Linked DNA regions of Homo sapiens: region 1 is linked to region 2. A link is a contact called in ENCODE Hi-C or POLR2A ChIA-PET data. All regions are on one chromosome and are shown on one strand. The core of a region is the stretch at or near the end of the contact, and the rest is flanking DNA. Distances in the headings are between cores, read along the strand shown.

The links. A loop is a pair of places that touch in the nucleus more often than their neighbours do. ChIA-PET counts read pairs that join two places held with the same protein, here RNA polymerase II (POLR2A). Pooled maps may share reads with other maps.
Region 1: a loop to region 2 is called in a pooled map, with 2.5 times the contacts of the local background. The contact joins two enhancer-like sites. A Hi-C loop is called at or near these places in 10 of 168 maps with a recorded cell type or tissue (CD4-positive, alpha-beta T cell, CD4-positive, alpha-beta memory T cell, CD8-positive, alpha-beta T cell and 6 more), 18 of 37 single-sample maps with no recorded cell type and 14 of 50 pooled maps. POLR2A ChIA-PET finds 5 or more read pairs at or near these places in 3 of 52 experiments (GM12878, WTC11 and activated CD4-positive, alpha-beta T cell).

Annotation. Positions count from the first base shown.
Region 1 is chr12:92,969,639-92,972,699 of GRCh38, forward strand. No RefSeq gene overlaps it. Among named protein-coding and RNA genes, the nearest start is that of LINC02413, 20 kb to the right of the region's middle. RefSeq lists enhancers at 1,124-1,193, 1,674-1,723. Within about 2 kb of position 1,478, at least 10 of the 41 ENCODE cell types and tissues checked have a DNase peak (open chromatin) inside an H3K27ac peak, as active enhancers do; they include GM12878, where a contact is called at or near this core.
Region 2 is chr12:92,809,219-92,812,073 of GRCh38, forward strand. EEA1 (early endosome antigen 1) reads right to left here. Exons shown (of 29, transcript NM_003566.4): 17 at 2,061-2,216. Among named protein-coding and RNA genes, the nearest start is that of PLEKHG7, 110 kb to the left of the region's middle. Within about 2 kb of position 1,341, at least 2 of the 41 ENCODE cell types and tissues checked have a DNase peak (open chromatin) inside an H3K27ac peak, as active enhancers do; they include GM12878, where a contact is called at or near this core.

The DNA.
Region 1 (3,061 bases), core at 228-2,727, 160 kb after region 2:
CCAGGCTGGAGTGCAGTGGCGTGATCTCAGCTCACTGCAACCTCTGCCTCCTGGGTTCAAGCGACTCTCCTGCCTCAGGCTCCCAAGTAGCTGGGATTACAGGCATGCGCCATCACACCTGGCTAATTTTTCTATTTTTAGTAGAGATGAGGTTTCACCATGTTGGCCAGGCTGGTCTCGAACTCCTGACCTTAGGTGATTCACCCACCTCGGCCTTCCAAAGTGCTGAGATTACAGGCATGAGCCACCGCGCCCGGCTGGGTTGTATCCATTTTCAACTGTTATATAAAATGCTTCAATAAATGCTTTTGTAAACTTATCTTTCCACAATTGTATAAATATCTCCTTAGGTTGAATTCCTAGAAATGGAATTGCAGGGTAAAGAGTATGCACTCTGTGTGTGTGTGTGTGCATATGCATTTGTGTATACTGTCAAATTGCCCCCAGAAATTACGTATAAACTTTCATTCCCAATTTATAGATGTTTATACACATTTGATGAGACAAGATTTTAGCTGGGCTGGGTGCAGTGGCTTACATCTATAATCCCAACACTTTGGGAGGCTGAGGTGGGAGGATCCCTTGAGTCCAGGAGTTTCAGATCAGCCTAGGCAACATACGGAGACCCCATCTCTCTCTCTCATTCCATATATATATATATATATATATATTTTTTTTTTTTTTTTTTTTTTTTTTTTTGAGACAGAGTTTTTGCTCTTGTTGCCCAGGCTGGAGTGCAATGGCGTGATCTCCGCTCACTGCAACGTCCGCCACCCAGGTTCAAGCGATTCTCCTGCCTCAGCCTCCTGAGTAGCTGGGATTACAGGCGCCTGCCACTGCACCCAGCTAATTTTTGTAGTTTTAGTAGAGATGGGGTTTCACCATCTTGGCCAGGCTGGTCTTGAACTCATAACCTCATGATCCACCTGCCTCGGCCTCCCAAAGTGCTGGGATTACAGGCGTGAACCACCGCGCCCGGCCCCCGTCTCTATATTTTAACTTTTTTGTTTAAAAAACGTTTTAGCTATTTTTTTAAAGTTGCCAATCTGGTAGCTGAAAAATAATAACTTATTGTTTTGATTGTATGTTATAGTCATTAATGCTCCCCCCAAGCACATGATAAGATTTAATTTTATGAGCTGGGCATGGTGGCTCATACTTGTAATCCTAGCACTTTGGGAGGCTAAAGCAGGCAGATTGCCTGAGCTCAGGAGTTTGAGACCAGCCTGGGCAACATGGCAAAACCCCCTTTCTACTAAAAATACAAAAAAAATTAGCTGGGCGTGGTGGCACATGCTTGTAGTCCCAGCTACTAGGGAGGCTGAGGCACGAGAATCGCTTGAACCTGGGTGGCTGAGTTTGCAGTGAGCCGAGATCACACCACTGCACTCCAGCCTGGGCAACAGAGCGAGACTCTGTCTCAGAAACAAAAACAAACAAAAAAGAGATTTAATTTTATGGCCCTTGAGGTTAAGCGGGGCCATGTGACCTGGTCTGGTCATTGAGTTGTGAATAGCAATGGTATGTGTCACTTCTGGGTTGAGCAAGACCTTTCAGAGTTCTCTTTCACTTCTGCAATTGATTACCAACAATGTTTCAGAAAATGGCCTGGGTCCCATAATTGATTAACATAAACATACTCTGTTCAGTTTGATAGAACAACATGGAATAAAGACTCTAAGTAAGGCATGATGAGTATGAACAAAAAATATGACTTCTTTGTTGTAAGCCACTGAGACTTAGGGTTGAGCGTTATGGCAGCATTATCTACACCATCCTGACTAATACATTAAACATCTTTGCTCACTACTGAGACTAAACATATTTTCCTGTATTTATTGACCATTTATTTGGACTTCCCTTTTTGTGAATTTTCTGCTCATGTCCTTGCATGTTAATTTTTTAAACATATGACGCTCAGCTACACATTTGTTAAACCTGGACCTGATCATCACTGAGGTATCAGGGAGAAAGATGAAGTCTGTGAACTAAGAAAAATAGATGTATCACAATAGTCTCTAATACCCAGGGCAAGATTTCTCCAATCTACCTTTAAGGATCTGAAAATCCTTTGCCACAAATTGTTTTTTTTTAAAGCCATGTGCTTTCATTCAATGATAATGTCAAAATTAATAGAAGCATATTTTGGATCATTTGAATGGTCACTTTATAACTGAAGGATGTTATTTACTTTTATGATCAAAATGGTTTCTTATGGGCATCAATACCACTACTTTTATCCACACAGACTCATAAGAAAAAAACAAATGTGAACATAATACATAATGTAATGTTTTTGCACCAAGTGAGGGACAAGTGGTATTTCAGCATATTGTACACAGTAAGATCAGAGGTTGCACAGCAGAATTACTAAAGAAAATTGTGGGAGCATTGGGTCATCCCACAGTCTGCAAGCAGGCTCAGCTCAAAAGAATCTGGCCCAGAACACAGCACCACTTTCACATTGTCACTTATCTCAGTTATGGTCCTTTGCTTGCAAACAACAGACATAGATTCTGACTAATTTAAGCAATAAAGAACTGATTGGAATAATACAAGAAAACACAGTATTCAAGCAACAAAAAGAACAAATCAGGCTCAAAAAGAACCAGACTAGGGGATCTCCAGGGGCTTCAGTACCAGAAATTCCTGAATCAGTACATTTTGGATGCTGCCAAGAAAATGACTCAATGACTCAATCCAGTCTTCTTTTTTTTTTGAGACAGGCTCTTGCTCTGTTGCCCAGACAGGAGTGCAGTAACCCTATCATGCCTCACTGCATCCCTGAACTCCTGGGCTCAAGAAAATCTCTTGCCTCAGCTTCTTGAGCAACTAGGACTATAGGTGCATGCCACCACGCCTGGCTAGTTTTTTAAAATTTATTTTTTGTAGAGACAGGATTTCGCTAAATTGCCCAGCAATCCTCCTGCCTCAACCTTCCAAAGTATTGGGATTACAGGCATGAGCCACAGTGCTGTGTCCATCAACCCCAGTCTTCTATCTGTGTGTCTTTATGTTCTAGATTCAAATTTCTGGCTTCATTTGGGTCATATGCTCTTCA
Region 2 (2,855 bases), core at 91-2,590:
TACTATAACATTTTTGTTTATATTCAAACAGGTGTGACATACAAAAAAAAATTTATTATAATAAAAAACATATTCTGAAACCATTACTAAGGGTGTTATTTATTTTAAAATCTTTCAGAAGACCCAGCAGAAAGCTTTATACATGATAGACTGCCACTAAGTGTTGGTGTTTAAAATTAATTCTGGGCTGGGCGCGGTGGCTCACACCTGTAATCCCAGCACCTTGGGAGGCAGAGGCAGGCAGATCACTTGAGGTCAGAAGTTCGAGACCAGCCTGGCCAACATGGTGAAACCTTATCTCTACTAAAAAAAAAAAAAAAAAAAAAATTAGCCAGGCGTGGTGGCCGGTGCCTGAAGTCCCAGCTACTCAAGACGCCGAGGCAGGAGAACGGCTTGAACCTGGGAGGCAGAGGTTGCAGCGAGCTGAGATCGCACCACTACACTCCAGCCTGGGCAACAGAATGAGACTCCATCTCAAAAAAAAAAAAAATTAATTCTGAATGAAACAATCAACTTAAAAGAAACATAGAAACATAAATAGTTATTATCTCAGTAAAAGTTATTAACTCAAGTATGAAAAAATAAGTTAACAGGTTCACTGATCTACTCACTTAAAACATATTATCTTTTATAGTCACAGTTAAAAACACTGATGTAATTATAAGATATTTAAAACTAAAATGAAGTTCTCACGTACTCCTTCTCATTAACACCTATTGATCCTAAATATAAAGCCAATTAAGTTCCTGATTTTGCTTCTTTAATCTCTTGGACTAGATGACATTGTTGTTCTTCAGAATATAGTTTGCATCTCACATGTATACATGTAATTATGTGTGTATTTTTACAAACTTACAAAATCAAACTGTTGAATATAAGTTTGAAAAGCTTTACACAATGCATTTCCTTGCAGTGGTAGTGATTTTGCACACTAAATATTTTATAAACTGATTGGTATCTGTAGCCCTTACCATTGACCTACACTGAAAATATTCATTAAATAAAAGATATTTGATGTAGCTAAATTAATTATACATGTCTATATAAAAAATATGATACTCCCTAAAATGATAATTACAAAGTGTTAGAGCTGATAATCACAATAAAAACTCAGTTCTAAATAACCACTATTTTTAATAGGTACCCAAAAAGAATTCTCATTAGACACTTTTCAGTAAAATAATACTTCTGTTATTTTTAACCATGCCTAAAGTACCTTGCCTTTGCTATTATCGTTTGTCATAAAGAAAAAGGAACCTATAAACAGAATTGTAAATGTAATTATTCCCCCATACTATATTGGTATGTATGTACATATATTCATTTCATGACTCTAAACTTATACACACACGCTTCACCGGGTTGAGGAAGTATAAGTTACATATATAGTAACTTGAGAAGTTTTTGTTTAACTGATAGTAGCTCAATTTTTAAAAATTTTTTTTTTTTTTATTTTTAGCCAAAGGCAGTTAAGCAGCAAGCGGTTCTAATTTGAAGGACACAAAAACTCAGGTCAAATCCTTCTGAGATGTCTAATCATCTTATCTCTTCAGTAAATCAACACATTCATATGGAGTTGTGTTAAAGTAAGATACAGTTTATCATAGTCTCAATGTGTTTTTAAATTAGAAGCAAAATCCAAAGGGTATAAAGTTCTAAAAAGGAAAAGTCTACCATATCTGAAATGTGATATTGGAGTAAGTTGGTAAGAGATGGAAGAATGAAGGAACAGAAGAGACTTCACAACAAAAAATTGAGAAGTTCCTTGTAATGGTAGAGTAGATACCTGGTTATCTGTCTTTGGAAAAAGTAACACATTACAATGGAATCAGTATGTAAGTTGACTGTCATTTATAAAAGATGCTCATTAAGGGAGACATTAAAAATAAAGATAGAATTCAAACTTAAGACATGAAAAATTACAAGCAATTTTTTAAAAATTTTATACCACAACTTCACCTTTCTTTGTTAACTAAAAATCTTTGATTCCATGTAGGTCATGAGATTCCATTGCTACTGAAGTAGAAAATATGACTAAATTCAACTTCTTTTATACAAACCTTAATTTGACCTTCTAGCTCTTCGGTTTTCTGTTCTAAAGAGAGGTATTTCTCTTTATATTCTTTAAGATGACTTTCCAGCTGACTGCAATGTTCTTGCTTGTCTTGTAACTTTGCAGTGACCTGATCCAACTGAGTAGTAATCTTATTTAACTCCTTTAGAAAAGTACAATTGAAGAAAACTTTGGTAAGGTTTACTATATTGTAGTGGCCAAATGTTCAACGTAAAATTGAAAACTCTAATTTTATTTAAAAAAATATTTGGAGTAAGAGCTCAGATAAATCTAATGATATATCAGAGGCTATACTTACCTACCAATATAAACGACATGAACTAAATTCTTGCATAGTCTGAGATCCTAAGTTTATATGTATAACAGTTTAATAACTTTTCAATGTTTATCTAGGAAGAATTATTTTAGGAGCCAAATATTAGCCAGGCTAATAATAAAATAACACTTTTATATTATAATTAAATATTTTCAATGTTCAAGACACCAATTTTTAAAACTATTTTTTAAAAATATTACAGTGTTTACATTTATGATGCTTTTCAATTCATTTGGAATATCCAGTTGCACAAAAAAAAAAAAATAAAATAAAAATTACTAGTAAATCTACTATGTACCAAAAGTAGGACACATACCAAATTTAACAGCAAACATTCCATTCAAATGGGCTTTTCATAAAGGGTAAATATAGAAAACTGTTTTGTTCTGTTTTTTAACTTGATATACTTCTGTATTGTTTTTTAAAAAATGGACCAATAAAGCCAGGTGCGGTGGCTCACACCTA